Regions from separate parts of the Homo sapiens genome. Here regions 1, 2 and 3 are each linked to region 4. Evidence: chromatin loops called from intact Hi-C (ENCODE). Cell type or tissue: sigmoid colon. All regions are shown on one strand. Links, peaks and the distances in the headings refer to the core of each region. The heading gives the core; the rest is flanking DNA.

Evidence for each region. Hi-C counts contacts between places; a loop is a spot of excess contacts. Peaks named below come from ENCODE experiments on the same cell type or tissue, not always from the same donor. Only the 100,000 strongest peaks of a DNase experiment are listed, where the experiment ranks them.
Region 1: a loop joins it to region 4, with 3 times the contacts of the local background. A loop is called at or near these places in 3 of 110 quality-filtered maps.
Region 2: it touches region 4 in a loop (4-fold over the local background); 18 of 110 quality-filtered maps call a loop at or near these places.
Region 3: a loop joins it to region 4, with 4 times the contacts of the local background. A loop is called at or near these places in 3 of 110 quality-filtered maps.

The regions. Positions count from the first base shown.
Region 1 is chrX:133,478,888-133,486,808 of GRCh38, forward strand. No RefSeq gene overlaps it. Among named protein-coding and RNA genes, the nearest start is that of GPC4, 67 kb to the left of the region's middle. In sigmoid colon, for the core only: no CTCF peak of the experiment used is centred there; a DNase peak (open chromatin) is centred at 3,634; H3K27ac peaks cover 333 bases.
Region 2 is chrX:133,331,069-133,338,989 of GRCh38, forward strand. The region is part of intron 2 of GPC4 (glypican 4); the gene reads right to left. Among named protein-coding and RNA genes, the nearest start is that of GPC4, 80 kb to the right of the region's middle. In sigmoid colon, for the core only: a CTCF peak has its summit at 4,137 (motif pointing right); no DNase peak of the experiment used is centred there.
Region 3 is chrX:133,491,593-133,499,513 of GRCh38, forward strand. No RefSeq gene overlaps it. Among named protein-coding and RNA genes, the nearest start is that of GPC4, 80 kb to the left of the region's middle. In sigmoid colon, for the core only: no CTCF peak of the experiment used is centred there; DNase peaks (open chromatin) are centred at 4,059 and 4,579; H3K4me3 peaks cover 427 bases; H3K27ac peaks cover 1,001 bases.
Region 4 is chrX:133,411,343-133,419,263 of GRCh38, forward strand. GPC4 (glypican 4) reads right to left here and starts at 4,147. Exons shown (of 9, transcript NM_001448.3): 1 at 3,464-4,147. The coding sequence starts at 3,623. RefSeq lists enhancers at 4,386-4,886, 6,009-6,548. In sigmoid colon, for the core only: no CTCF peak of the experiment used is centred there; DNase peaks (open chromatin) are centred at 2,289, 3,459, 3,809 and 4,279; H3K4me3 peaks cover 3,533 bases; H3K27ac peaks cover 582 bases.

The DNA.
Region 1 (7,921 bases), core at 1,383-6,382, 67 kb after region 4:
TTAATGCACTCAGTAGGGCACCTGGCACATAGTACGCACTCAAGGAAGCAAGATCTGTCCCACTTACAGAAAGAGCAAGGAAAGATATCTCAAGGCCACTGCCAACTGTGTTGGAAGTCCAGGCAGGGATTGTGGCGGGGACTAGGAATAGGAAGGAGACATGGAAATGGTGTAGTACAAGGCAGAACACAAACAGAAGAGAATTAAGGGAGCCAAGGCAGATTACCTACAGGATGGGAGAGAAAAGGGTAGGAAGAGCTGTGATTAGGTGTCAGGCAGGTAGCGAGTTAACCCCTATATACTTGGTCATTTCACAGTTCATTCATTCATTCATCCATCCAAGAAATATTTACTGAGCATCTACTATGTTCTTTTTTTTTTTTTTTTTTTTTTTTTTTGAGATGGAGTCTCGCCTAGTCACCCAGGCTGGACTGCAGTGGCGTGATCTCGGCTCACTGCAAGCTCCGCCTCCCGGGTTCACGCCATTCTCCTGCCTCAGACTCCCGAGTAGCTGGGACTACAGGTGCCCACCACCACTTCCGGCTATTTTTTTGTATTTGTAGTACAGATGGGGTTTCACTGTGTTAGCCAGGATGGTCTTGATCTCCTGACCTTGTGATCCGCCCGCCTAAGCCTCCCAAAGTGCTGGGATTACAGGCGTGAGCCACCACGTCCGGTGAGCATCTACTATGCTCTAAGCAGTGCTCTAAGCACTAGGGACACAGCAGTGAACAAAACAGAGAAGGATCATTCTCTAAGAGAATTTACAGACTCATGGCAATAGGCAGTGAGGGAGATTTGGGAGTGGGAAAATGGTGTGGGAATTCAGAGCTGGCTTTCCCAAACCTAGAACCCTCTGAATGGAGTCCCAGAAGTTGCTCATCTCAGCCCTTCCCAGGTATGGTTTGTCCTAAATAATGGTGACCATCCCACCCAAGTTTCTTGTCAGGGCTGGCTTTGCAGGAAGATAATGAGGAGTATTTCAGGGGGAAAGATGGGTTTCCCTTCCCTTATTTCACGTGGCCAGAAATATTTTTTTTGCAGAGAAGAAAGCCTTACTTTTCCCGTCTCAAGGCCCAAACAGACCGGAGGAATAAAAGCTTTACCAAGGAGGAGCTGGATGCAAGCAGGGAAGAGGAGGGAGAAGGAGGCTAGGTTCTATCAGTCATTCAACTAATACTGAGTGACTCCTCTGTGCCAAACTCTGTGCTAGATGATACCACAGTAAACATGTAACAACCTCTGTCCTCGTGAAGCTTACATTCTGGCAGATAATAAACTAACTAAATGATAAATTATCATCACTATGGAGAAAAATGAAGCAGGGAGAAGGGAAAGGGAGACTTGGGGAAAGGGTTGCAAATTCAATTAGGGGAGTCAGGGAGTCATTTACACAAGGCACTATTTGAATGAAGACCAGAAGGAGGAGAAGGGGTCAGCCTAGGAGATCTGGAGTGGGGAAGAGCATTCCAGGAAGAGAAAACAGCCTGAGCGAAGGCCCTAAAGTAAGTGTGCTAGGCAATTTTTTTTTTTTTTTGAAACAGTGTCTCGCTGTGTTGCCCAGATTGGAGTGCAGTGGCTTAATCTCAGCTCACTGCAACTTCTACCTCCTGGGTTCAATCTATTCTCCTGCCTCAGCCTCCCAAGTAGCTGGGACTACAGGTTGGCACCACCACACCTGGCCTCATTTTTGAGGAATAATATGGAAGTTGTGGCTGAAATGTAATGGGTGAGGTGGAAAGCAGTATAAGATGGCACTATGGGAGGTCAGATTGGGGCGGGGGAGGTTGTTGACCATGGTAAGGACTTTGGCTTTGACTGAATGGAATGAGAAGACATAAGAAGGTGCTGAGCAGAAGAGTGACATGCCCTGCTCTACAATTCACATGGATCGGGCTGGCTGCTGCATGGAGAATAGAGTGTACGAGAATAAAGGTGGAAGCTCAGAGCGCGCTAGTGCCATAATGCAGGCTAGAGCTGATGATGGCTCAGGCCAGGGTGGTAGAGGGGGAGGAGATGAGAAGTAGTCAGATTCTGGAGATCATTTGAAAGTGGAACCGGCTGGGTGTGGTGGCTCACAGCTGTAATCCTAGCACTTTGGGAAGCCGAGGCAGGTGGATCACGAGGTCAGGAGTTCAAGACCGGCCTGGCCAAGATGGTGAAACCCTGTCTCTACTAAAAATACAAAAATTAGCCAGGTGCGGTGGCAGGCACCTGTAATCCCAGCTGCTTGGGAGGCTGAGGAAGGAGAATCACTTGAACCTGGGGAGCAGAGGTTGCAGTGAGCTGAGATTGTGCCACTGCACTCCAGCCTGGGCAGCAGAATGAGACTCCATCTCAAAAAAAAAAAAAAAAAGAAAGAAAAGAAAAGAAAATGGAACCAACAGTATTTGCTGATGATTGAATGTAAGATTTGAGAGAAAATCAGGAGTCCAGGATGAGCTCATGTCTTTGATCTATACAAGTGGAAGAATAGAGTCACATTAAGAGTGATTGAGAAGATGGTGGATGGGGTTAGGGAAGGAGGTAGACAAAAGTCAAGAATTTGGTTTTTAGCCTGGGCACAGTGGTTCACACCTGTAATCCAAGCACTTTGGGAGGCTGAGGTGGTAGGACTGCTTGAGCCCAGGAGTTTGAGACCAGCCTGTGCAACATAGTGAGACTCTGTCTCTTAATGGAAAAAAGTTTGGTTTTTGATGCGTTATGTTTGAGGACCTTATCTGATATTTGTATGGAAACATTGATTAGGTGGTTGGATAGGTGAGCTTGGAATTCAGAGGAGAGGCCTGAGTGGACCTTTGACTGATCAATGGTAGAGGCTCAGGTGGCTATGTGGAGGCAGAGCCCTAGACCGCTTGGACTTCTCCTCCTATACCTCTGTTCTCAGGCCTGGGGCAGGACTTGGGTGTGGGATCCATCCTTAGTGGATAAAGCTATGCTTCCTCCTCCCTTTGCTGTCCTGTCTTCCTCAGCTCCTAGTCTCTCTGTGCTAGTCTTTCTTTGGGCACCCAGAGTTAGGCAACTCTGGGTGCCTCTCATGTACTTTTCCTTAGAAGTCCTAGGAGAGTAGCAGCAGAGATAAGGAGCAGGCTGAACTCCTGAGCTGAGTGGAGACTGGGTGCAGTCACCCCAGAGCTTTCAGGGTCACTGTCTATTGGCATCATCTTCAGAAACAACTTATAAGAAGAAAGTACCGGGGATGCTGCAATTAGAGTTTTCTTTGAACCAATGTGTACAATTAACATCTTCTTTGGAGGTCACATTTCTCATGTTTGCAGAAAGGATTTCTTCCCCTATGATGCTGTAGCAACATGTAGAAGTCAAGTAAAACAGTGTGTAAATACTGGAGCCTTTCTTGGATGTTTGCCTGAGTGTTTCTTTCTGATTCTCCATTTTCTATCCTGATGTTGTGAGGGCCCAGAGGGCACTATCTGCTCTTTGCTATTCCTAATGCAAAGGGTCTCTCGGTTTTTCCATACCCAGAAACTTCCAGATTGCTTAACTCCATATATTTTTAGCAGCCCAACTTGGTGCCTATGGATTGGAGAAGGAGCTGCTGTTTCCTGGGTGTGTGGCAATATCACAAATGCTCTTGCCATGTGGCCAGCAGCCAATCCCCGACAAAGTCTAGTTTGGGTGCCCTGGTACACATGGAGATGCTCTAGTTATTAATCAGAATGAGCGCTCTTCTTTCCTTGCCAACCAGCACTGTTCCTGAACCCTGCTCTTACGGAGTGTACATTATGTACATGGATACACTCGTAGGAAACATGGAATTATTTATTTTCTCATCAAGTTATCCTGACCTAATTGCATAGAAACCTTATGGAGCTTTGGAAATCTTCTGTTTATGAGTCACAGAAATTAACTTTCTCTTCATAAGAGCTCTTTATAGAAAGAAAAAAAATAGAGCCAAATGCCTTTTCTTTGAACTGAAGTTGCCTGTCTGTGACTCGCTGAAACCTGAACCTGGATGTCTGTTAGTCTTAGCCTTAGCTTTAGCTTTGAATTTAAATGATTCAGCCATGTTACCCAAGAGAAGGCCTAAAGCAAATGTCCCAACCTGGACCTCACCCATTTTTGAACTCAGTTTTTTTCTCCCTTGTCCCCATTGTCTAAGTGGCCTCCAAAAAGACTATGGGAAATCCATAGGGCTCTGTAAGTGGCCATCCAGTATCTTATAAAAACCTTCAGAGACCCCAGATATGGAGGAGATTATGATGTCTCCTGACAGTCTGTGTAAATCAACTAAAAGCAACATTAAACTGAAAATAAGTGCAACAAATTCCTGGTTTTCCCATAATGATTGCTTCATTTTTTTTTTAATTTTTTTAGTATTTATTGATCATTCTTGGGTGTTTCTCGGAGAGGGGGATTTGGCAGGGTCATAGGACAATAGTGGAGGGAGGGTCAGCAGATAAACATGTGAACAAGGGTCTCTGGTTTTCCTAGGCAGAGGGCCCTGCCGCCTTCCACAGTGTTTTGTGTCCCTGGGTAGTTGAGATTAGGGATTGGTGATGACTCTTAACGAGCATGCTGCCTTCAAGCATCTGTTTAACAAAGCACATCTTGCACCGCCCTTAATCCATTTAACCCTGAGTGGACACAGCACATGTTTCAGAGAGCACGGGGTTGGGGTTAGGGTCACCGATCAACAGGATCACAAGGCAGAAGAATTTTTCTTAGTACAGAACAAAATGGAGTCTCCTATGTCTACTTCTCTCTACACAGACACAGTAACAATCTGATCTCTCTTTCTTTTCCCCACATTTCCCCCTTTTCTATTGGACAAAACCGCCATCATCATCATGGCCCGTTCTCAATGAGCTGTTGGGTACACCTCCCAGACGGGGTGGCAGCCGGGCAGAGGGTCTCCTCACTTCCCAGACAGGGCGGCCGGGCAGAGGTGCCCCCCACCTCCCAGACGGGGCGGCAGCCGGACGGGGGCTGCCCCCCACCTCCCGGACTGGGCGGCTGCCGGGCGGAGACGCTCCTCACTTCCCAGATGGGGCGGCTGCCGGGCGGAGGGGCTCCTCACTTCTCAGAGGGGGCGGCCCGTCAGAGACGCTCCTCACCTCCCAGACGGGTTGGCGGCGGGGCAGAGACACTCCTCAGTTCCCAGACAGGGTCGCGGTCGGGCAGAGGCGCTCTTCACATCTCAGACGGGGTGGCGGGGCAGAGGCGCTCCCCACATCCCAGACGATGGGAGGCCGGGCAGAGACGCTCCTCACTTCCTAGACGGGATGACGGCCGGGAAGAGGCGCTCCTCACTTCCCAGACTGGGCGGCCGGGCAGAGGGGCTCCTTCACATCCCAGATGATGGGCGGCCAGGCAGAGATGTTCCTCACTTCCTAGATAGGGTGGCGGCCCGGCAGAGGCTGCAATCTCGGCACTTTGGGAGGCCAAGGCAGGCGGCTGGGAGGTGGAGGTTGTAGCGAGCCGAGATCACGCCACTGCACTCCAGCCTGGGCAACATTGAGCACTGAGTGAGCGAGACTCCGTCTGCAATCCCGGCACCTCGGGAGGCCGAGGCTGGCAGATCACTCTCGGTCAGGAGCTGGAGACCAGCCTAGCCAACATGGTGAAACCCCGTCTCCACCAAAAAATACGAAAAGCAGTCAGGCGTGGTGGTGCGCGCCTGCAATCCCAGGCACTCGGCAGGCTGAGGCAGGAGAATCAGGCAGGGAGGTTGCAGTGAGTCGAGATGGCGGCAGTACAGTCCAGCCTCGGCTCGCATCAGAGGGAGACTGTGCAAAGAGGGAGAGGGGGAGGGGGAGGGGGAGGGGGAGAGGGAGAGGGAGAGGGAGAGCCATTTTTTTTTTTTTTGAGACAGAGTCTCAATCTGTCACCCATGCTGTGGTGCAGTGGTGCAATCTCAGCTCACTGCAACCTCCACCTGTCAGGTTCAAAGGATTCTCCTGCCTCAGCCTCCCAAGTAGCTGGGATTACAGAAGCCTTTCACCACACCTGGCTAATTTTTGTATTTTTAGTAGAGACAGCATTTCACCATGTTGGCCAGGCTGGTCTTAAATTCCTGACCTCAGGTGATCCACCTGCCTTGGCCTTCCAAAGTGCTGGGATTAAAGGTGTGAGCCACCGTGCCCTGCCTCAATTGTATTTTTGAGCAACCAAATCAGAAGTGCTTTCAACTACTTTTTTGGGGTGCTTTCAAAGCAAAGGGGGTGTCTGTGCTTTGCAGGAACCCTAAGCATGGGTTGAATCTGTCTATTGGGATAAGTCATTACTGTTGTCAGTGAACATTTTGCGACCCCATTTAGCTCCAAAAGTAACTGGGCATAAAATGTATTCTGGGGATGTTCATGATCATTTTATAAGTTTAAGCTTCCTGGAACAACCTTTAAGCGATCTATTTTCTACTTGAAAGGACTGAGCTTACAGTTTGATTTCATTTCCATTAGAAATCAGAAGGTATCTTTTATCAGAGCTGAGGCAGTACGCAACTGTTGATCATAGGATGGGTTGGGAGAGATGAAACTTCGTCACATTGGATCTGGGGACCTCAGGCAAGTGGGTAGATTAGAGCTAAGATGCAGAGCAATATGGGTACATAAGGCAGTAGAGCAAAGCCCAGCAGGCCCAAATCAAGGGCTACACAAGCCCTGGTGGTGAGGGTGAGCAGTGAGACTGAAAGCAGGTGGGCATATGGGAACCATCCTCCAAACTGAAAAGAATATGCTAAATGGGAAGTAGCTTTATGGGCGGGGACCAGGGGTGGGACACAGTAGAAGGTCAGGAAACACAAGACTCCAATGAGAAGACCTAGAGAACTTAGACCAAATGTTAGGTTTGTCTAAAAGTTTGTTATACTCCTTGGTATTACAAGAACCAGTCACAGGCTGTGGACAGCCCAGCACAGGTAGGTGTGAATAGCTAAGTGGTGGACCCTGGCTGAAGGGGAAACTGAGGGGGCAGGGAGCCGAATAGCTACTGACTGATTCACTTGGTCTTGTGAGCCATATGTAACAGTGTGTGTTTCATGCGAGATACAGATTAAAATGAATATTTTTAAGTAAATATTTAACTGTAACTCTTTTTTATTTTGAGACAGGGTCTTGCTCTGTTGCCCAGGCTGGAATGCAGTGGCATTATCATGGCTCACTGCAGCCTCCACCTCCCGGACTCAGGTGATCCTCCCACCTTAGCCTCCCCAGTAGCTGGGACTAGTATGGCTATAATAAAAAAAAGAGGCACATGCTAAGTTTTGTATTTTTTGTAGGGACGGGGTTTCACCATGTTGCCCAGGCCTATCTTGAACTCCTGAGCTCAAGTGATCTGCCTGCTTCAGCCTCTGTTTTAGTCAGGGTCCTCTAGAGGGACAAAACTAACAGGATATATATATATATATATATATATATATATATATATATACACACACATATATATATATACACATATATATATACACATATATATATATACACATATATATATACACATATATATATATACACATATATATATACACATATATATATATACACATATATATATACACATATATATATACACATATATATATACACATATATATATACACATATATATATACACACACATATATATATACACATATATATATATACACACACACACACACACACATATATATATATATATATATATATATACACATACACACACACACATACGGGAGTTTATTAAGTATTAACTCATATGATCACAAGGTCCCACAATAGGCCATCTGCAAACTGAGGAGCAAGGAGAGCCAGTCCAAGTCCCAAAACTGAAGAACTTGGAGTCTGATGTTCAAGGGCAGGAAGCATTCAGCATGGGAGAAAGATGTAGGCCACGAGGCTAGGCCAGCCTAGCCTTTTCACATTTTTTTTTTCTGCCTGCTATATATTCTAGCTGCACTGGCTGCTGATTAGATGGTGCCCAC
Region 2 (7,921 bases), core at 2,023-7,022, 80 kb before region 4:
CCAAAATAAGATCAGCCTTTCTTCCCAAAGTTGCTTTTATTCGTGAACACATTTTGAATGCTAAGGCTCCAAGGGAATAAATACAATGTTTACTGATGGCCCCCATCTTTGGCTAATGTGGCCAGGGACACAGGCTCAGTATTGTAAGGTCCCTTTTGCTGGGCATCATTCCATTTCTACTAAGGGCACTCTCAGTACCAGCTAGGCAATTGGCTTTAGCATGCCCAGAGTTCTGTGCATTCGGAAATGCCCAGAGAAGGTTTCAGACACGTATAAGTAAGCTAGGGAGCTGGAGGAGCCATTGCAAGTGTTCCATGTACTAACCTCTATGTGGATCAGTCAGAGAGGTACCATATAGCTTCAAACACACATCTCATAATAGAGTCTATCTGTTAATAATCTAATGTCAAGAGAAAAATCAGGCCAGGCACAGTGGCTCACGCCTGTCATCCCAGCACTTTGAGAGGCCAAGGTGGGCAGATCACCTGAGGTCAGGAGTTCGAGACCAGCCTGACCAATATGGTGAAACTCTGTCTCTACTAAAAATACAAAAATTAGCCAGGTGTGGTGGCATGAGCCTTTAATCACAGCTACTTGGGAGGCTGAGGCATGAGAATCACTTGAAGTGGTTGAAGTGAGCCAAGATTGAGCCACTGCACTCCAGCCTGGCCAACAGAGTGAGACTGTCTAAAAAAAAAAAAAAAATTCAGAACATGAAATAGCAAATCATTATGATACCAATTTGCATGTATGTATATGCATTATCTACGTACACAAAAAGATTAGGTAAATACAAGAGTGACGGTTGGGTGCTGGGGATCAAGGGTAATTTTTTTCATTCTATCTTTCTTGATTTTGTTCCCCCAGATATTTCAGTGACATTTTATAATCAGAAAAGTGATATACCTTCATGCTTTCAAAAGTAACTATTTCCCTTTATTCCCTTCATTCTATTTAACCACTGGAGGATTTGATGTATTTTTCTACTTTTCCAAATTTTCTACAGTGAGCACTGTAATACTTAATAAAAAGAAAAACATTATTTTAAAACTTCACCAAAGCAGTTTCCATATTTTTCATAAAGAAATATATAATTTTTTCCTAAATAGTATTCCTCATTATAGCAACTTGAAAAATATGGACAGGTAAGAAGAAAATATAAATATAATCCCCACTGCTAAAAGACAGTAACAATGGCTTATCAAATTTCCTTCCTCCCTTTTTCCTATGAAATACATGTTGCTACGTGGTTGAAATAAAATGTATTTACACCGTGTTCTTATGTAACACTATATGGTTAGCATTTTCTATGTGATTAAAACTTCTTCAGAAGCATCATTTTTTTTTTCGAGACAGAGTCTTGCTCTGTCACCCAGGCTGGAGTGCAGTGGTGCAATCTCAAATCACTGCAATCTCCACCTCTCTGGTTCAAGTGAGTCTCCTGCCTCAGCCTCCCGAGTAGCTGGGATTACAGGCGTGCACCACCACATCTGGCTAATTTTTGTATTTTAGTAGAGATGGTGTTTCACCATGTTGGCCAGGCTCGTCTCAAACTCCTGACCTCAAGTGATCCACCCATTTTGGCCTCCCAAACTGCTAGGATGACAGGCGTGAGCCACTGCACCCAGCAGAACCATCATTTTTAATGGCTGCATACAATGACACCACATGGACGGAGAATAGTGTAATCATTGTGGGGCATGCAAGCTTATTTCCAATTTCCTACCACTAGAAATAATGCTGTGATGAACATCCTATTAACATCGTACATAAGTGTTTATGCAGATCTTTCTTTCCTTGGGATGCACATCCAGAAGTGGAATTACTAAATCAATGAGTATGAACATATTCAAAACTGCTGACACACTGCCAAATCTATCTGCAGAAAGGGTGTGTCCATGTACCATCCTTGCTGTTAGAGTCATATTTATTACAAGAGTTTCCATTGCTCTGCTAATTCTTTCGAGAGAGGGTGATGAAGATGGGTGTGGACAATGAACAAGAAAGGGCTGAAGCCTGCCTGCACAGGGAATTCTCTCAATCAATCGGTTGGAGTCAGTGCTAGATCAACTAAGCCCTGTTCTTTGCCTGGACAGACAGACACATAGAAGTAGAGCAGGCAGTGATGAACAACATTCCAAACTCCCAGGCCCAAAGAGCAATGAACCAACAGAGTTGATAAAAGCAGTTCATCTGAAGCTCTTCTATGTATTTACTTCCCTCCAGACAGATCCATTGCTTCTTGCTGATGTCATGCCTTCTGAAGAAGTCAAAGCTAAGAGGAGAGGCCCAAAGTTAAAGTGCTTTGGGCTCGTAAAGCTGCACATGCATTTTCAATCCGATGAGATAGCCAATGCTAAAGTCACAATTGGTCACACTTCAGATAACAACTCAAAAGGCAGAAAACCTTTGTCAATAGAGAAATGTGTGCATTTTGTCTGAGCTTTTGATTTGATTACAGTAAGCTGGCAGTGGCTCATTCTGGTCAAGTTTCACAGAGAGATTATAAAAGAATTAGCAAAAGTAGCTGGCTTTTTAGTCTCTTTCATATGGAAAGAAAAGAAAATAGAATCATAAAGGAAAGAGTAGCAGTGCTTTCAAACTAAATCGGAGACCACTGGCATAATCTGGAAGAAACACTGCATTTGCAGGAAGGCCAGAAGGCCTCATGTCTTTCTCCGTACTTTCGAGGCTACTCAGCCTATGAAATGTTGCCCGCTGTACTACAGCAGAGGTTTTAGAAAGCAATGATTTTTTTAATGTCTTAATGAAATGTGAGGTGAGGATTAAAAACCAATCAATGTTGTATATTATGCTATGCATATCTATGACACACTTACTTTGAGGGTGTTTTAGACTTTTTCCAATGTAAAACCCTCTCAGGGGATCTTTAGTAAGTGTGGCTATATAAACGACAATTATCTATATAGGTAGAAAATAGTTAAAGTCAGGGGTCAGGAAAATTCCAGAAATTTCAGCTTAGTCAATGGCCATGAAGCTTATCTGGACATATTTGTCTTTTAAGGTTAGCAGATAGCTCGCTTCCACTGAGGTCATGCCTTTCACGGGCATATAAATTTTAATGCCTCCTACTCACTGATCCTCTGCACTGGTTAATGGCTAATATGAACTACAGAAAATTTGCAGTTGGTGATTAAAATGCAGATTCTGCTAAGTCTGAAGAGTGCTTCGTGCCCTGCCTCTGTGAAGTGATAGGAAACAAGGGGCCTTAGGGCTTAAGGGAAGGGTAACTGCTTGGTTTACACTTGGCCCATGCAGATAGATGGGACAGACAATTATTTCTTTTGTGTGCATTTTAAGCTAATTCAGAAAATTTCTACTATTATTCAAGTTAACAAGCTTCAGGCTCATGGGAGGGTTTTTCAAAGACCTGGTGAAAGTAGCTGAGAGTTAAAAAATGATAGAGGGAAAATAGAGGGTACCATACAGACGGCTAATTAACATCTTGTAAGGCCTTTCACTAAAGCAGCTGGTCTAGTCACATGTTTAAAAGATTCACAGAATTGGTAGGATTGAAAAGGGTTTTAGAGAGCATCTAGCTCAACCCCCTCATTTTATGGATGGGAAAACTGAGACTCATTTAATTGCCCCAGGTCACAGTCACAGTGGGTTCACTGCAGAACTAGGATGATAATTCACTGTGCACTGCCTCCCATCCAAAGTTATTAAATTTGCTCTGAAAATGACAAATTAAAGGAGTTTTCCCAATAGACTAGCATCAGACAACAACCATTTCCTTAGTTATTTAAACATGCAGAATATCTACAGTTTGATACAGGCAGTTATGTAGCAATGACATTACTTCATAGCTGTAACATCATTTTTACTATGTAATTCAGAAATACATTTAACATGGCAGCTGTAATCACCTTAACCTATTTGGGATTTTAACTATGCTTCTTTTAAAAACAACTATTTTCTCACAAAATGCCAGGCATTTGGGGGCGGGTCTTTATGCTGTGGTCCCAAAACACGGATTATGCCCCACTTCTATTTCTATTCCCTTTGCCAAGCAATTTTCCCTAACTCCCTCCTGAATTAAGTATGTGATTAGCATATTCATGAGATGACTGATTCAGCTAAGTTAATTAGCAGCTCTACTATCAAAAAATTCCCAGAATTGGCCAAGAGGGGGAGCAGCTAGCTCTGTCACTACCACAATCTGGCTCTATGTCTCCAGCAGAATACAGATTTCTGGTATTAAACATCCTAAGTTAAAAAGTGGGTTTAAAAAATGATAGCATAGAAAAACACAGAGGCCAGTCTTTAAACTCAGTGATATAGATTTAAAATATAAGAAATCTGATGATTTTTGAGGGGGAGGAAGTGTTCTCTTGTACGTCACCCAAATCCGAACACACACACACATACACACACACACACGCACACACACGAGTTTATATCTTAAAAACTGATATAGACCGTACAGTCTCTTGAGATGTGCAAACGATAGGAAATTAAAAGTACAGAATAAAAAAGGGCCTTAGAGGTAAGGGAACTGGAGAAGGGACTCATCTCTCAAATCCAATGACTATAAAAATGTCAGAACTGGCACTAGAACCCTGACCAGGGTCAATTGAGGAAGAATGATGGAAAACTGGGATAATGAGATGATTTCTGGTAACAGAAGGCTAACTCTCTACAAGCCCCCAAACTTTATTTTTGTTGAAAAGGTTTTTTTTCAATAATTACTTTAAAAGTAATTATTTCTACCTTAGAAAGAAGTGGTATCTCATAGACATAGACAGGTTTTGATGATAGACAAAGTTGTCTGGGGTCAAGGTCACCACTTTGAATTTACACTGTAAGCTTGCAGATGACAAAAGGTACTCCCTTGAAGTTGCCTGACCCATAATATTTCCATGTGTCCTTTTACTATTTCCTTACTATATGTCCCCAGCTGTCTCTGTGCAACTTCACTGCTCCATCTTGGTTCCCTACCACCATCTTTTTAGTCTGCCCAACTTTCTCTCTTCAATTCACACCAAGAGCCAGGGTTTAGCTATTATAATAGTTTGGATAATTCTTTGGCCAAAGCATCCACCCTTGAATTTCTGAGAGTCAAGACATATCCTATAGCCTGTTAATCAATGCCCTTGGATCGGCAGGCATTGAGAATTACTGGCAAGTCCTAATTGACAGCCTTAAAAATTAGTCAATCATCGCCAGGCGCGGTGGCTCATGCCTGTAATCCCAGCACTTTGGGAGGCTGAGGTGGGCGGATCACCTGAGGTCAGGAGTTCGAGACTAGCCTGGCCAACATGGTGAAACCCCGTCTCTACTAAAAATACAAAAATTAGCTGGGCGTGGTGGTGTGTTCCTGTAATCCCAGCTACTTGGGAGGCTGAGACAGGAGAATCGCTTGAACCCAGGAGGCAGAGGTTGCAGTGAGCCGAGATTGCGCCACTGCACTCCAGCCTGGACAACAGAGCAAGGCTCCATCTCAAAACAAACAAACAAAAAATTAATCAATCAATGCAGCACCCACTAGGGGACTATGATTTGGTGGGTACCAGTCAACTAAGGTTTTACCATATAAAATTATCTCATTGTTTCTGTAACCTAACATGGAGAAAATGTGCAAAGTATTCTGGCATTCCAGTATTCCAGCATTCCAGTATATTGATCTCCAGATCAAGTACATTTCAGCTACTACCCATTAAAAAAAAACCTTGTATCTATGTTCCCTAACTTTATTGTCTATGCCATATTTTATGTTATATTATATTATTTTATTTATTTGTTTTGAGACAGGGTCTTGTTCTGTTGCCTAGGCTGGAGTGCAGTGGCGCAATCTTGGCTCACTGCAGCCTTGAACTCCCAGGCTCAAGTGATCCTCTCACCTCAACCTCTCAAGTAGCTGGGACCATAGGCGCACACCACCACTCCTGGCTAATTTTCATATTTTTAGTAGAGACAGGGTTTCACCACATTGCTCAGGCTGGTCTCGAACTCCTGGGCTCAAGCAATCTGCCCGCCGTGGCCTCCCAAAGTGCTGGGATTACAGGCATGAACCACCATGCCCAGCCTATGCCATATTTTAATTTGAAGTCAGAAAAAACACTGGAGTTTCATAATCATTAAAGTTTTGAAACTGATCAAGGCACAGTGTTAACATATTTATTGAATGTGAAGCCTGGTAGGGAAGAGCAAGAAAAACTTTCTATCCTTTTTAAAAAACACATGTTAACACTTACTGATAAAGTTTCTCTGTATGGTTTAAGAAGAAAACAACAACAACAACAAAACACTACACATTGGAATCATAGTAGTGCTATAAAACCATGGGGAGCGAGAAGGGAAAAGAATAGCTAAACCAGTAGGCCCATAGGCAATGACTGTGGGCTCCCTGCCAGGAAGATACAAGTCTAACAAGAAATGAGGTGACTTGCAGTAGAAGGCCTTGGAACTTGGAAACAACTTTATCTCCACTACATTGTGCTGCCAACGGGAGAGTCATTTCTAAAGAGCAGATTTTTTTTTCCTTCTAAATTCCATTATGAAGCCCCTAAGTGGTGATTTTTAAATATCAACATCTTAAGTTTTCAAAAATGACCATTTAATTAGCTTTCTAAGTTTTCTCCCCAAAGTAAAAGAAAAGGCTTAGGTTATTATCTTGAATGAGAAATGCCATGGTCAGGAAAACACCATTCTTTTCAATAATAATAATTCAGTGATCAGGAGAGACAGAGGAGGTCTAATGATAGATTTTGCCAATAACACCCATTTTCACATGGTATTAACATATTGTTAAATACTTTTAACAGCTACAGCATATATGTAGGGGGATATGGGTAATAAGAAGGATATACAGATATATAAATTGTTCCCATTCATCCAGGGAAAGGTGATAGAACTAAGACATAATTTTGCACATAGCGTGTTTGAAAAAATGGGTAGGATCAACGGCATACTACATAGACAGTGTTTTAGTTCAACTACATTATAGATTAAATATGCTTTTGTGGTCTCACCTGGGAACCTAACACTTATTAAATTGGTTATAAGTTTGAAATAACACATCTCAAAGCCAACATTTGAAATACAACCTGTTCTTTAACTGAGGACTGCCTTATCAGCTATATCAAATCTAATTTAGTCTAACTTTCTCACCATGGTAACAAGCCCTTTGCAGAAATACTCAAAGACATTTCATATCTAGAAAATTTGTCTTGTACTTCTTCACCACACATAATGTCAAGAAAAGCATGCTTCAAAGGTACTATGTAATTAGAATGGCCTTTAAAACAGGCACAAAGGAAATCAATCCTCTTAAAACTAAATCTACTTCATAAAAATCTTCAAACTGAGTGAACAGCACCAGGGAAAAGAATCCTGAGGTGTTTTGGACTCCATATTCTATTTTTTAAAGTCTGTTATCTGTACCATTGTTCAGATAGGATCAAAGTACACTTTCAATTGGCTCATATTGGCTATTTCTTCAATATTAAGAGAAAGTGTGCCTGCAAGAAGCCACGTCTGGCATAGGTGATTAGAATGGGTTCTGTCGTGGCTTTTACATGGAAAGACTATGCCAGAGCTTCAGCTAATGTGAGGTTGGATGGAGCCCAGCTTAATGAAGACTATAGTAAAATGGCTACTTTTGGGTCTCTGCTGCATGGAAACTCAAGAACTTTAATCCTGCCTGTGTTCTGCAAAACTTTTAGGAATTCTAGTTGTCTTTGGGGATCCATTTTGAAATTTAATTTGAAGTCCAGCATCTGTAAATTCTCTTTATTTTGACTAAGACAGTTTTCAGATGCCTGCTTTTTATTATGAGGTCTTTTTTTTTTTAAAGGGACTTGCGTCAACAACACTATTCTGTGTTCACCCAAGAAAATAAATCAAAGCATTTAAGTTAAACTAATCTATTTTTTGTCTCCTTGTGACCATATTTCCA
Region 3 (7,921 bases), core at 1,974-6,973, 80 kb after region 4:
ACAGGTACAAGCAATAGAAATTTACTCTGGATAACAAGCAAAGGGAATGGGGGAAATATACTATTAGAAGGAAATGGGAGTAGTTGAAGGGAAAAGTAGACTACTTGGTCTCAGAAAAAAAAGTAGGAATGGGGCAGCTCTGGGGATCTCAGTTGTGGGAACTCAGTGACAGATTCATTAGGCCACTCCTGCTGATATTAATCAGCTTCAACTGCTCCTGCCCCCTTTGCAACTTTACTTTGCTAGACATTTACTATCCCTGGAGAGAGAATGGCTTATCTTAGTTCAGCTGTTCACTTTTGGCCAGAGAAAGACAAGAAATCATCAATTGACAGTCCCACCAAGACACCATGAAATGGGGGAGAAGCTGCTTCCCAAAAGAAAATGCAAGGTTTTGTTCTGTTTTGTTTACCAGGAAAAGGGGAACCTAGTCAGGTAAAACAACAGGTGTTTGCTAAAATCACTAAAAAATAAATTGAAAACCCATGATCTAGACCAGAACTTAGCAAACTATAGCCTATGGGTCAAATCTAGCCAGTGGCCAGTTTTTGTAGACCTGTGCACTAAGAATGGTTTTTACATTTTTTCCAAAAAGCAGGGGTCTTGTTATGTTGCCCAGTCTGGACTCAAACTCCTGGGCTCAGGCTAATCTCTCACTTCAGCCTCCCAAGTAGCTGGTACTACAGGCACATACCACCACAGCTGGCCTGATTTTTAACATTTTAAAGGATTTTTTAAATACCCAAAAATGGGACAAAATATTTACAAATCATATGTTTGATAAGGGATTTTAATCCAGAGTAAATAAAGAACACTTACAGCCGGGCACAGTGGCTCACGCCTGTAATCCCAACACTTTGAAAGGCTGAGGTGGGTGGATCACCTGAAGTCAGGAGTTTGAGACCAGCCTGGCCAATATGGTGAAACCCCATCTCTTCTAAAAATACAAAAATTAGCATGCCTGTAATCCCAGCTACTTGGGAGGCTGAGGCAGAGGTTGCAGCGAGCCGAGATTGCGCCACTACACTCCAGCCTGGGTGACAGAGTGAGACTCCGTCTCAAAAAAAAAAAAAAAAAAAATTGCAACTCAACATTAAAAAGACAAATAATCCAGTCTTAAAATGGGCAAAGGATTTGAATAGACATTTCTTCAAAGAAGATAAACAAGTTGTCAATAAATACATGAAAAGATGCTCAGCATCATGAATCATTATGGGAATTCAAATCAAAACCTCAGTGAGGGCCGGGCATGGTGGCTCATGCCTATAATCCCAGCACTTCAGGAGGCCAAGGCAGGCGAGTCGCTTGAGCCCAGGATTTCAAGACCAGCCTGGACAATATGGCAAAACCCAGTCTCTACCAAAAAAAAAAAAAAAAAAAAAAATTAGCTGGCCATGATGGTGTGTACCTGTAGTCCCAGCAACTCGGGAGGTTGAGGTAGGAGGATCGCTTGGGCCTGGGAGGTTGAGCCATGATCACACCACTGCACTCCAGCCTGGGTGACAGAGCGAGACTCTGTCTCAATAAATAAATAAATAAATAAATAAATAAATAAATAAATAAATAAAACCTAGAAAGTAGATTATAGGTTGCCTAGGGCTGGGGGTGATAGGAGAAAATGGGAGTGACAGCTAATGGGTGTAGGATTTTGTTTGGTTTGGTCTGCGTGGTGATGAAAATCTAAAATTCATGTGGGAATGGTTGCACAACATAATGAATATACAAAAACGCCAATGGGTGCACTACAATATGCAAATTCTATCTCCAATAAGGCTGTTAACAAATGAAGAGGTAACGAAGAATATGCTGGGATGTCTGTGGTCTGTATTACCTGTGCGATTTCCTTCCTTCTGGAAGGGTTTGCTGAGCCCTGCTCTAGTCTGATTCTCTCAGTCTACACAGACAGATACTGTGATCCAGAGAAGGCAGAGTGGAGAGCCGGCTGATTGCACTCGGCTATGTGAGTCATTCTCTCACCTGCTCCTTGTTAACACACAGTTGAACCCCAAAGAGAGGCATTTGTCTCCCCTAGAGGCTTTGGAGATGAAACCCAAAACCCTGTGGCCAAAGGTTTCCCAATCTGAAGTGGCAAACTCTTGGTTAGCCTGGAAGAAGTGAGCAACTTTCCCTTCCCATCAGATATTTCCAGTGGTGCCTGCAAGCTCCATGCTCCTTGGGATTTAAAAACACAATTTATTTTCTTCGTTAAAGCCTATTCTTCTAACACCCTGCAACATTTACAAATTACTTCAGTAGAAGAAATATTTAGAAAGTGCACTAAGTAAGACTCTGTATCCTTTTTCATAAAAGATTTAAAGTAATTTTTAAGCATGGCTTTGGAACACAGAGTGAAAGGTGTTTCATCTTGCTCCTTCAAGGATTAAAGGTGCGCATGAGCCTCTTGCCATAAAAATAGCCCCAGAGTAATGCTTTGCTTTATTCTAGGAAATGGTGGTGAGTAGGCCTTCATGCCTGCCCCTCCATTCCTAGTCTTATGTTAGATGCTTTTGGAATTGCACTTCTCCCCCAGATTGGACTGTGATCTCTCTCTGGGGGGTTGGGAGTATAAACTTCAGTATATACAACATGTAATAACATATGTGGCTGATGTTACTATCATAACCAGTGTATCCTTCACAGCACTTTTATCCTTGGACATGGGTAGGGGCCATGGAAGCAGAGCCTTGTCTGCAGAGGCCAATCTCTCTGCATCTCTGCAATCCCACCAATTTTACTTTTCACAGACCTTCTGACTTGTACACTGATTTGCAGTGGGGGTCCAGCTCTGTCTTCATTCCTGAGCCCCCTTCTTTGTTTTCCTTTTTGTACCAGCTCCACTTCATTCCTTGTGCTCAACTCGGCCCTGACTCCCAGAACAGGATCCTAGGTCAGCATCTGGGCCCCTAATTATAGGAAAATAATTCCCATCACTGTCTTCACCTCTTTCTCCAGCTGGCCTCAGTCTGGGTCTCCACTTGAACACCAGGTTTCCTATAATGAAGTGAACGAGTGGTCCAAGGTCTCCAAAATAGCAAATTTGCTTTTTCTTTTCTTTCCCCTTTCTTTCCTTTCCTTTCCTTTCTCTCTCTCTCTCTCTTTCTTTCTTTCTTTTTCCCTCTCTCTTTCTTTCCTTTCCCTCCCTCCCTTCCTCCCTCCCTCCCTCCCTCCCTCCCTTCCTTCCTTCCTTCCCTCCTTCCTTTCTCTCTCTCTCTCTCTCTCTCTTTTCCTTCACAGGGTCTCACTGTGTTGTCCAGACTGGAGTGCGATGGCACCATCATAGGTCACGGTAACCTCACCTTCTGGGCTCACGTGATCCTCCCTCCTCAGCCTCCCAAGTAGCTAGGACTACAGACGTGCACCACTATACCCACTAATTTTTTGCCTATGCTGGTCTCAAACTCCTGACTTCAAGTGATCCTCCCACTTCAGCCTCTAAAAGCACTGGGATTACAAGTGTGAGTCATCACTCTTGCTGCAAATGAGCTCTTGATACATTTTCTATCTTTGAGCTTCTAGTCAGTTGCTGAATGTACTGTTTCTTCCTCTTCCTCCCCCTACCCTCTTTTCCTTGTGAAGCATCTGCTAGAAAATCAGTCAATCCCTAATTTGAGTATTTTCGATAGGATTTTTGTTTTGTCTTGTTCTGTTTGCTTTGTTCCATTCTGTTTTTGAGACAGAGGAGACAGATAATTGACTCAAATCCAGTTCTACACAACAATGTAGGCTGAGGGAGAATGTAGGTACAGGTAGGGCCGAGAAAAACTGTACTCCTCAGACAATGCCTGGCACTCCTGTAACCTTGAAGATTAGGTCAAACTGTTTGAAGCACCCCAAACCACAGAACAAAGCCCCAGCCTTGAAATATGCATTTCAATACTGGCAGTTGAATTTTCCAGCCCAGTTCTGAGGCTGGGAAACACAGAGACAGTTGAGCTATTTGTTTGGAGATTCTTCAGTGAAGTTGATGAGCTTCTCTCTTTCCAGGAGTGCTTAAAAATGCCAAGAAACTTCATGGATCATTTCGCTGCTCTGGATTCTCTCTCGGGTCATTGTTGGCCTTCGTCCCAGGCCTCCTCTGGTAGCCAACTCCCTCATTCCAGCAATCATTTCTTTGCAGGAGTTTGCTTCTAACCTTTCAGCGTGTGTCCCAAATATTTAGAGATGGACTCAATCCAGTAGAATGATTTTTTTTTTTCTTTAACTCATTTAAATCACTTAGGAAAAATGAAAGCTGTAAGCTGAATAAACATAGCATTTGCCTCAGCCCAGTCCCTCCTGGCTGGAGCCTCTCTGATCTACCAGTTCCTGGGGCCCCTTCCGTTCTGACTCTCACCTTCCTTGCCAATCCAAGGGCACTTGGGACTTAACAATCCAGTCCCACGTGTGGGGCTTCTTTGTAACGTGCCAGCCAACAGTGCTCCTTGAGCAATCGAACCTTAAGTTTTCTCTATGATCGTCTTTGTTTCCTTGAGGTTTATTATGGGGTGTGACACCTGCCGTTGATTATCTGGCCCTGTAGCCTGGCTTGGCTCTACCGGGATGGAAAGAGTCGGCTCCTTCTGGAGGGAGCAGGCTGAGGGCTGGCACAGGGTAGAGCTGCATCAGGCTCCCTGGCTCTGTTTATTACTTGCTATTTTGAGACTTTCTTCCCATGGAAATGCCGCATGGCTCCAGTGCTAGAGAGAAGCGTGAGATGAGTTCCATGTGAGGGAAACATTTTGAGTGTGTTGACACATTATGTTTATCTTTCAAGACTCTCTTAGGTGGCGTCTGCCCACGCAGAGTGAGGAGAAATGGAGGTCTGTGGGGATTAGATGACTCCTTCAGGCTGAGAGAGAGAGAGAGAGAGAGAGAGAGAGAAGGAAGGAAGGAAAGACAAAAGAAAAGAAAAAGAAATAAAAGGAAGGAAAGAAAGAAAAAGAAAAGAAAAAGAAGGAAAGATAGAGGCTGGGTGCGGTGGCTCACACCCGTAATCCCAGCACTTTGGGAGGCCGAGGCAGGCAATCATTTGAGGTCAGAAGTTTGAGACCAGCCTGACCAACATGGTGAAACCCTGTCTCTACTAAAATACAAAAAATTAGCCGGGAGTGGTGGCGGGCGCCTGTAATCTCAGCTACTTGGGAAGCTGAGGCAGGAGAATCGCTTGAACCTGGGAGGTGGAGGTTGCAGTGAGCTGAGATCATGCCAGTGCACTCCAGCCTGGGTGACAAAGTGAGTGAGACTCTGTCTCAAATAAATAAAATAAAATAAAATGCCTAACGAAACTAGAGAGAAAAAAGAATAAGAGGCTTGTAATAAATGGGAAAAAGAAGTAAATTTCAAGAGAGCAAAACTCTGTCTCAAGATTTAAAAAAAAGTAAAAGAAGGAAAGGTAAAAAAAAATAAAGAAAAAGAAGGAAAGATGAAAGAAAGAAAAAAGAAAAGAAATATGGTCCCATATTTCTTCCACAGTCTTCCAAGGGACTACGTGTATTTAGCCTACATTAGGCATCTAACTGCTTTCACTCTCCTCAGTGCTTGATCTATGTGTGGATACAGCCCCAGTGAAGCCCTTTCTGCTTAGTGGTTATGACTGTTGAAGCTCTGGGAAAGCTGTGAGAAGAGGCTCTTTTTGATTCTAGGATCATATTATGGTTTCTAAGAGACACATATTTTATTCACATAGCCCTTACTGCTTGTAATAGGGGAAGCACACATCCAGGATTTGCAGACAAAAGAATCCACTCCAGCCTTGGAGGGAGGACAGGGAGCCATGGGCAATCAGCAAATTACCCAGAGTGCCCCCCTCCTGCCTCCAGGAAAAATAGAAAGCATATTAAGAACAGGAAGAAGCCATTTAGCCGAACTTTCCCATCTTTGGAGGATTTACTTTAATCACATCTTTCAGCTCTTTCACCATCCCCGACACTTCCTGACGCCTCCTTGAACAGATCTAGGTGTCCCTCTCTGGAGCCTGAGCCGTTCTCACGCGGGCTCCGTTGCCCTGCCTCTGATAAGCTATTCCATATGGCTAGGGCTCTTTGTTCTCACAGTGCTAGGTTTTACAACTTCCCATTGACTCGGAGTTTCTTATTTTTTCAATGGGCTCTTCGGGGATTTGCACCTCCTGCTAATATACAAATTATTTTCTCAGTTGCATCATGTCCGTTTCTAATTTTTAAGACATTTTATAAGGAGCTCTCCCATATAAGGGCCAGCCAGAGGAATACAGGAAGGAACTTATACGGAGCCTCAGTTCCCCAGGGAAACCTCTCGGACACCACCTTGTGCAGCTTGCTCAGAAGGTAAATCCTAAGGCTTTTGTCATAAGTCAAAGGAACGCAGCTAAGAATCTTTAGGGCCCACTTGTAGTCTGCTCACCCTGTATAAGTTAGGCCAGAACTGTCTTTTTTTTTTTTTTTTTTTTTTTTTTTTGAGACAGAGTTTCCCTCTTGTTGCCCAGGCTGGAGTGCAATGGGACAATCTCGGGTTCAAGCGATTCTCCTGCCTCAGTCTCCCGAGTAGCTGGAATTACAGACATGCGCCACCATGCTGGGCTAATTTTGTATTTTTAGTAGAGACAAGCTTTCTCCATGTTGGTCAGGCTGGTCTCAAACTCCCAACCTCAGGTGATCCGCCCGCCTCAGCCTCCCAAAGTGCTGGGATTACAGGCGTGAGCCACCGTGCATGGCAGGCCTGTCTTTTGGAACTCAAAATGGTCAGGGGGAAAGCACATGATTCAGGGAAATGAACAGTGGAAGTTTCCAGGGGTAGAAGTTAGAACGGAGTGGCTGCCCTCACTCCCCTATCAGAACAGGGAGCAGCAGGTTGAGGTCTCGCCATCACCATTTGTTTGATGTTAGTGCCTTAAATAACTTCAGCCTTGTCTTTTGAAGCAACCAGTGCTAAAAATATAGAGCCTAATAGTTGCATTCACATCTATGCCAGACTAATGTACCTAGGAAATTGCATGGTATAAAGTAGGGTTTTACTGCTGTATATTAGAATCACCTGGGGAGCTATTAAAACCTACTCATACTCAGACCTTACCTCCAGGGACTCTGTTTTAATTGGCTGGGGATGGGCCCTGGGCATTGGGATGCTTTAAAGCTCCCCAGGTGATTCTAATGTGCAGTCAAGGCAGTCAAGGTTAAGAACCACTAGTATGATGAAAAGAACTTGACCCTTGGTGTTGGTCAGAACTAGGTTCAAATCCTGCCTCTGCCCCTTAATAACAGTGGAACGTCTTAAGCCTCAGTTTCTTTGTTCAGAAACTAGGGATAATAATACTACCTCTATTGGAGAGAAGGAGCTAATGTATATAAAGCACTTCACAATGCCTGGCATACAGGTATCCCAATCCCAACACTCACATGCTCCAACACACCATGCTCTTTTTTTCTTTTCTTTTCTTTTCTTTTCTTTTCTTTTCTTTTCTTCTTTCTTTCTCTCTTTCTCTCTTTCTTTCTTTCTTTCTTTCTTTCTTTCTTTCTTTCTTTCTTTCTCTTTCTTTCTTTCTTTTTTTTTTGGACAGGGTCTCACTCTGTCACCCAGGAAGGAGTGCAGTGGTGTGATCACAGCTCACTGCAGCCTCAACTTTCTAGGCTCAGGTGATTATCCCACCTCAGTCCTCCCAAGTAGCTGGGACTACAGGCATGCACCACCACGCCTGGCTAATTTTTTGCATTTTTTGTAGAGAAGGGGTTTCACCATGTTGCCCAGGCTGGTCTTAAACCCCTGGGCTTAAGCAATCCACTTGTCTCAGCCTCCCAAAGTGTTCGGATTGTAGACTTGAACTACTGTGCCGGGCTTATGCTACCTTTTAAACCATTAAGCTCCAGCAGTTTGTAGAAATTATCCATATTCAACTTTTTGTATAGATCAAAATACATAAGGTAGAAAAAAGCTAATGAGGAAGAACATTGAACTCGAGGTTCAACAT
Region 4 (7,921 bases), core at 1,787-6,786:
AATTTCAACATAGATGAGTAATAAAATGCCCATTGTTGCATACCCTTTACCTTTGTCTTTATGGAGGGAGGCATAATGAAAATGGTTAGATTTTTAAACTTATCTTCATTAGTATTTTCATTTTTACTAGTGAACTAGCTTTACCCAGTTAATATTCTATAGTATTAGAGTCCTAAATCCCTTCTCTCTTTGAAATGCCTGGGCACTCCCTTCTCGTCATCTGTATCGCTTGTATGGCACTTATCACCACTGTGTTGTATTCTAATTTTGTGTGTGCGTGGCTTATCTCCTTACTAATAGGAAAGGTCCTGGTGGCAGAAGCCCCTCCTGCCTTTCTTGCTGTCTCCACAATGCTGAGCAGAGGATACTGCACATAGTGGGCGCTCCAAAAGTACATGGCCATTGAAAGCTGAACAAAAACATAATCTTTGTGTTAAAGATCCCTTTTGATCATGGCACCTGGACTCAGCATTATTTGAAAAGTACAGGGGTCAAGCAGACAGGCAATGCAGGACCTCAGTTGGAAGCCCTGTCAGCATGATGTACTCCCTGACACCCTTGAGAGCACATCAGATGATCCTAACTATGATCTATAAAGACTGAGACTCCTCCAGAACATGGAGTATTCTTAAAGCCTGTTCAAACCTCTAGAAGGCAAGTGCAAGGCCATCTGGAATAAAACATTAAACTTGGGCTGAGCCTGGGGCTCAATGAGCTAGGTACCCAGACTTTGTGATACTTCACCTGGAAAATGATCCTGGGTGTTTTGCACTGAAAAAAGCACATTCCCCATCCCAGGCAAAGTGCCTGGCAATTAATCCATCCAGACCTAGGCTGAATACAAGTCACTATATTGACTATCCCCCTTAAAAAATGACCAAAATTATCTGAGTGTAGCTCAGAGAAGACAAGGCTAATGTATGCATCTGGAGAGGCCAGGGTGATGGTAAAGATTACGCCTGTTTCTATACTGGCCGTCTAAAGGTATTTACTTGGGTCTGTCTGTGTTGTGACAGTGTCCTAGACTCAAATGAATGCCTCTAACACTCCACATTTTTGAGCCATTCAGTCATGCATTTTTGTTATTGTTGAAAGTGGTGCGAAATTGCACTGCATGAGCTAAAGTCCTTGGTGGTCTTCCAAGGATTCCAGCTAAAAAGGCACTTCCTTTGTTCCTCAGGAGAATGCAGTCCAGTAGGTCATTCAAAAGGGGAAATAAAAGCAGCAGCCCAGGGAGGGAGATGAAGGACAAGACAAAAAGAATAAAATGTTTTGGGTGTGAGCACATTAGCTTCCATTTCCTGCTGCTGGTCACTAATAACTCCCCTATCTTTGGCATGGGGGAATGTCCAGATAGACATATACGCAAAATATCCCTCAGGTGATTTCTGGGGATGATGACAATCAAAGGGAACACCTAGCACAGAGTCTCTGAGCACCCTTCAAGCTTCCTTTTTCCTGAGATGCTGGCTGGGGAAGATGCCCTGCCACAGCGAAAGACTGCACAGAGCAAAGTTGGGGAAACTGGGGAGGGCAGTTTCACAACCCCACTCGCTGAATGCCTGCAGTCAATATCAAAGGCACATATTGTTTGCATGAGCAGAAGATGAAACCTTGTCACATTCCCATTAAGTGCAGAGCTGCATCTACCCCTTCAAAATGTGGGAATGACAACTGTAACCTTCACGCCAATCATCTCCGCTGTGCCCAGGCCTAAACTGTGCAGGGCACAAAGACCCCAGGTTTGACCTGCAGAGTCCCCAAGCTTCAGCGGCTGGTGGTTCACTTCATTTTTTTTCTGGCGGGGCAGGAGGAAGGGAAAGAAAGAGGGCTTTTCAGGGCTCTACAACCAATAAAATCGTGCCGCTTTGAGGACATACTTGAGCTCCCCAAAAGACAGGCAGCTGAAGGGCAAACAGTGTCTAATCAGTAGTGAGCATGTTATTTGGTAACTGCCAAGGTGCAGTGGGCGCCTGGGCTGCTCCAACAATTTCTTCGCTTCTATTTCTAGACAGACGCCAGTTACACTCCAAAAGTGCCCAGCAACTTCCCTCAATTACCTTTGTAATTAATATGTAATTGATGACTGCACTTAATCTCCAAGGTTATTAATAGCCCTTCCAAAAAATGACCCCCAAATCTTCCTAAGCCTTTGGAAGCGCCTGGTTGAAATTACAGTATTTCCTTTGCTGGCTGCCGGCCCCCTGCCCGCCCCACCCGGAGACCAGCACGGCAAGGCAAAGGCGCGCTCCACTCACTTCCATGAAAGGTTCGGAGTGGAGGCTCAGCCCCCCCCCCGGGCTCGAATCTCTCACTCCTCCGTTAGATTACGCTGGCCACCAGCCAGCTAGATTCGTGGTGCTTTCTGAGCCCCCAGGGCGAACGGGCTACCTGCGCGGCCGGCGGGGCTGCGCGCAACAGTTGGCCGCTGCTAAGAAGACAGTGCGACCCGGAGGGGACCCGGCCGGACACCGCCGCCAGCTTCGCTGGGAGGGACGCAGGGCACCCGCCGAACGCTGCCTCCCCAGCGCTCCGAGAGGGGCTTTCACAAATACCCCCATACACCCCCCATCCCACCCCACCGGCGCCAAAATCCGGTGAACTTTCTCACAGGCTAAGCCGTCTCTATTTGCATAACCATCTCCAAACTGAGATTCAGGTTTCCTGTAATCAGTCCTTTCAAAGGTCTGTAATTGAAAGTGCAATTAACCCTTAAAATGAGGTAAGAAAAAAGAAAGAGGGGAAAAATACTCCTCTGGTCTGATACCTTCCGGAAAGTAGGAGAGTTCCCAAAAGTCAGGGTTTGGAGGGGTGGAGAGTGGGGGTAGTCGTTTGCTTTTTAAAGGCGACTTCTGAAGCGGTTGCGGCTACTAAAACTCCTAATCCTTGTCAGCGGTGCAAGAGAGGCGGGGAGAGAGTTTTAAAAGAACATCAATGAAACATCAATTCAAGTTCCACGTTTTGCGACCCCCAGAATCTAGCAAGCTCCGGGACGTTTCCCTCCACCACACCCCACTGGCGACCCCCACCCCCACCCGGCCTCTCCTCACCCATACAACAAAGCGGGGCGTCCTATAAGGAGTTCAACCCGGAAAAGGAGAAGTAGCCGGTGACACGCACTTTGAGGGCCACAGTCCTCAGGGGCTTCCCGGGACGGCGAATAATGCAGGGGGGAGAGGAGGAGCGGAGGCGGGGAGCGGAGCGCGACAGTCGCACTGGGCAACCCGGCGGCGCCCCTCCGCTCGCAGTGCTGGGAAGGGGGGAGCGCTGCGCCCGCGGGGAACGTCCTGCGCCCGGGCTGCCTGGCTCTCTCGCTCGCTCGCTCCTGCCCTCTCGACTGCCCATTTCTCCCTCTAGTGTACCTGCGTCCGGCGCAGGGGGCGGCGGGGCGGGGGAAGGGAGTTGCAGCCTCCCTTCCCGAAGTGTCGGTCTCTGCGCCCACCTCCCGGGTGTGCCCACCTACCGTTGATCTCGTGGAGGGGGGCATCGTTCTTGTTGAAGCCTTTGGACACGTAAAGACGTCGCACTTCCGAGCAACTTTTCGACTTGAGCTCGGCAGCCAGCAGCGCGGCGCTGAGCACTGCCAGGGTGCAGAGAAGCGCGGGCAAGCCGAACCGTGCCATGGTGCGGGCCGGGGCGGACGCGTTCCCACCTTTGGGACCGGACGGGAAGCGGCGCTACGGCAGCGGGCCGAGGGCTGGCGGAGTCGGGGACTAGCGAGTGGAGCTGGAGGGAGAAGGAGTTGGAGTTGGTGGAAGAGGCGAGCAGGCGGAGGAGACGCGGGGCGAAAAGTAGAGCTGGGCCTCGCGTCAGGCAACGGTCCCCGGTGCCAGGCGCCGGGCCAGGGGAGAAGGAGGGCGTGGAGGCGGCGCGCGGCCCAGGGAAGCAGAGGCGCGGGCTGGTGACCTCGGGGTTTCGCGGGGCAGCGAACCCGGCAAGCTGACTGGCCGGCGAGGCGGGGACGCGGGGAAGGAGGGAAGGGTGGCAGGCGCCGCGGGGACCGCAGAGGGTGTGGGCGGCGGCGGGCGTTCGCTGCGCGCTGCTTGGGCTGCCCTGCGCTGGTCCGCTCGTCCGGCTGGACTCGGCTCGGCTGACTCTGCCCTCCGCCGCGCGGCTGTGCCCTTCTCAGCTCTGCCGCTGATTGACTGGCCGGCGTGCGCGGCGACGCTCCGCAAACTTGGCCAAGCGGGCGGCACTCGGGGGGAGGGGGCGGGCGTCGTGGGGGGGCCGGAGACAGGCGGGAGCACGCTGGGCCGGGCCGGGAGAAAACCTGGAAGCCGGGTTGGATCCGGAGCGGCCAAATCCACTTCCTAGGGGGCCGCACCGGGCGCCCGGCGCTCCTTCGCGTGACACGCCCCACCCGGCTCCTCCTTCCTCCCCTCCTCCTCGGAGGCGGGGAGCCAGCCCACCGCCCCCCAACCACAAAGGGAAGGCCAACTACTCCGGGCTGAAGGGCCCAGGTTCTGGGGAACGGGACGGCCTGGGACTTGTCCCGAAGCCCATGTCTGAGCCCCAGGCCTTCTTGCGCGCGGCCACCTGACCCGCCGCCTATGGGCAAAAGCCGCGCGGAGCCCTCCCGCCGCGATATCCGCCTCCCCGCTGCCATCCCGCACCCGCGGACGCTCCTATCCGCGCAGCTCCCGGGCTGGGCGGGGAAGGCACATTACTCGCATTGTTTCGCTGCAGGCAGCAGGGGGATTTGGGGCTCCGAGCTCGTCCTAGAGCCTCACCTGGTCTCCCCAGACCTGCTTCCCATAGGACGGTACTCGTGAAACACCAGTTTGTCCAGGACCCCATCAGGCATCCTCCTTCCCGCATCCGCAACACTCCAACCCCTCGACGCCACTCCCACCCCCGACCCGGTTCTACTACAAGTCTAACCGAACTCTGAAGCGGGAGAAACCCCCAACCGCGAGGTGAGGGGGCAAAGACAGGGTTGACCGCAGAGATCTTGGAGACCATTTGGCCCAACCCTTCCTTCTATTAAGGGAACTGGGGCCCAGAAATGGGAAGCGACTTGGTAAATAGCACGCCGGGGAAGGGGGCGTCCAGAACCCGGGACTCTTGACTCTCGAATTTCATGGAATAATGGTAGCCCAGGACTCCCAAACCCCCTACCCCCTCAAGCCCCTTGAGAGAGACTGACACCCCTCTGGGACTCAGTCCCCACTTTTCCACCAGAAAACTGGAAATGGGAGAGACTTCCCATCTTGCAAGCTTTGTCAGATTCCATTAATGAGTGTTTTTTTGAAGCTCCCAGCGCTCCTTAAATGAAGGGAACTGTGCAGCTCGGGAACTTGTCATTACCGTTGTTATTGTTACAATCTGCTTTAAGAGGTTGGGTTGAGAAGTGCCTCAGACACCTCGGGAGTGTGCTGGGAACTGGGCAGATAAAAAGGGCTGGAACTTATTATTTGGCTAGACTCTCAATTCCCATAAAATTACATAGGGCAAAGATACGAACCATCATTACAGTTATCACCCTCAGAGGGTTTGTTGAGACTTTCTCCACTGTTGTTTGTAAACCACGTTGACATGGCTGGCTATGAGGAGCTGTTATTTTGAATACCTGCTTGCAGACTCTTCTACATTTTGTTAACAGACTATCAACATGAACAGACTGTGACCCGTCTATAACTGTGACTTCCAATTTCTGTGGGCTGGCTGAATATTTAACTCTGAAACTAGGAGAGCAATTTTTTTAATGTGCAAACTCAACTACAATTGAATTTCCTGCCATTTTCAAGACTTTCCTTAAACTGGTAACCATCAAGTCCTGAAGGCATTGCTAGGGCTTAGCTGAGCACTTTTAATTTTCATTGATTGATACATTTACTTAAAGATGTTCTTCACCAAGGAGAATATGCTCTGAGATGCAACGAGCATTATTATAAAATGGAAGCCAGTGACCGTAAGAGAGAAAATGATACTCCTGAACCATGAAGGCCAAATCAGAAAGCTACTTCTCACACCAAGGCTGGGAGGAACTCATTCGTTGCCGCCGCTCCCCCCCGCCGCCCCCGCCCTCCCCAGGTTTACTCCTGCTCTTCCTCATAATGTATTATTAACCCAAACTTGAGCCTTTTCCACCAGAAACAGTAACCTCTGGCTACAAACAGATCTGGACAAGTCTGAACTTTACCAAGGGAGGCAGGAACCCCAAGCCGTGCTCAGAGGCGGCTCCCACTTCAAAGCCTCCTTTCATTTAAATACAAACAGGGTGAACAACTGGCAATCTACGAAACAAATACCATCCAGAAGGGAAGCTTTCTTTTCAGATGGGCCAGAACTCCTTCTTCCCTCTCCCACTCCCATCCCTGCTGTCTTCAGAAGAGGCTTCTTAGTGGAGATGCACCTACTCCTTGTAAGTTCTCTCAACGCCAAAAAATAGAGACTGCATGTTGACTGCAAAAATCGATGACTTCTCAGGCTGATTAACCGTCATATAACTTTTTTTTTTTTTTGCTTTTTAGAATTGTGGTAAAAAGCACACACATACGCAATTTGGTATCATTTTAACCATTTTGAAATGCACACTTCAGTGGCATTTAGTACAATCATAATGTACAATCATCACCACTAGTTACAGAACATTTTCATCACTCCAAAAGGAGACCACATACCCATTAAGCACTCAAAGTTCATTCTCTTCTCCTTCCAGTCCCTACAAACCACTAATTTGCTTTGTCTCTATGGATTTGCCTGTTCCAGACATTTTGTAGAAATGGAATCATACAATACAGGGCTTTTGTGTCTGACTTCTTCCACTTAGCATCATGTTTTCAAGGTCCATCCATATGGTAACATGTATCAGTACTTCATTCCTTTTTATGACTGAATAATGTTCCATTTACGGATATACCACATTTTGTTCATATAGCACTTTACAAGTTTGCACAGTGCTTCCAGGTGCACCCTCATATCTTAGAATATTTTGTTTTTTGTTTGTTTGTTTTTAATTGATAAGCAAACCAAGTCTCAGCAAGGTTCTGTGGCTTCTCCACAGCCACAGAGCTCTTGGGTGGCTAAACCAAGACTGAAATCTAAGGCCTCTGACCAAATCCCATGCTATTTTTGTTGTGGTTGTTGTTGTTGGTCAGAGAACACAGTGCTCTGGGTCTCTTTTACTGTCAGCAGTGAATGTACAACTGCCAAGGTCCTGTGGAAGTATCTTTGTTTTAGATTGATAAATGTTCATTGAACACCTCCTATGTGCCTGACAATGTTCAGTCCTAGAGGAAGGGAAGATGTATAAGCCAAAAGGAGTTTACAGTTTTATAAACGGTGTGCAAAGGCTTGCTTAGATAGAATGCACTAATGGTATACTTGTTTTTCCCAGGTCAGGAGTTTCCCCTGATATGACACTGGGAGGGGGAGGGTACATTTGCTGGTGGGCAGAGAGAACAAAGAATGCATTCCCATGCTTCTGTCCTCCAATCCAAGAGAACTGGTTGAGCCAGGTCTACTCTCTCAGCTTTGAGGACACTTCTCATGGCCTGCTGGGGAGCTACCCTGATTTCCAAATATGGGGCTGGGAAGAACCAAGCCTGGACACAGTGGCTCATATCTGTTAGGAGGCCGAGGCAAGGGGATTGCTTGAGCCTAGGAGTTCAAGACCAGCCTAGGCAACATAGTGAGACTGTCTCTACAACAAAATAAAAAGTATCCAGGCATGGTGGTGCACACCTGTGGTCCCAGCTACTTGGGAGGCTGAGGCAGGAGGATTGCTTGAGCCTGGGAGGTAGAGGCTGAAGTAAACTGTGATCACGCCACTGCACCACAGCCTGGGTGACAGCATGAGACCGTGTTTCAGGAAAGAGAGAAGGGAAGAGAGGAGAGGAGAGGGGAGGGGAGGGGAGGGAAGGGGAGGGGAAGGGAAGGGAGGGAAGAAAAGAAGGAAGGAAGGGAGCTCCCTCCCTTA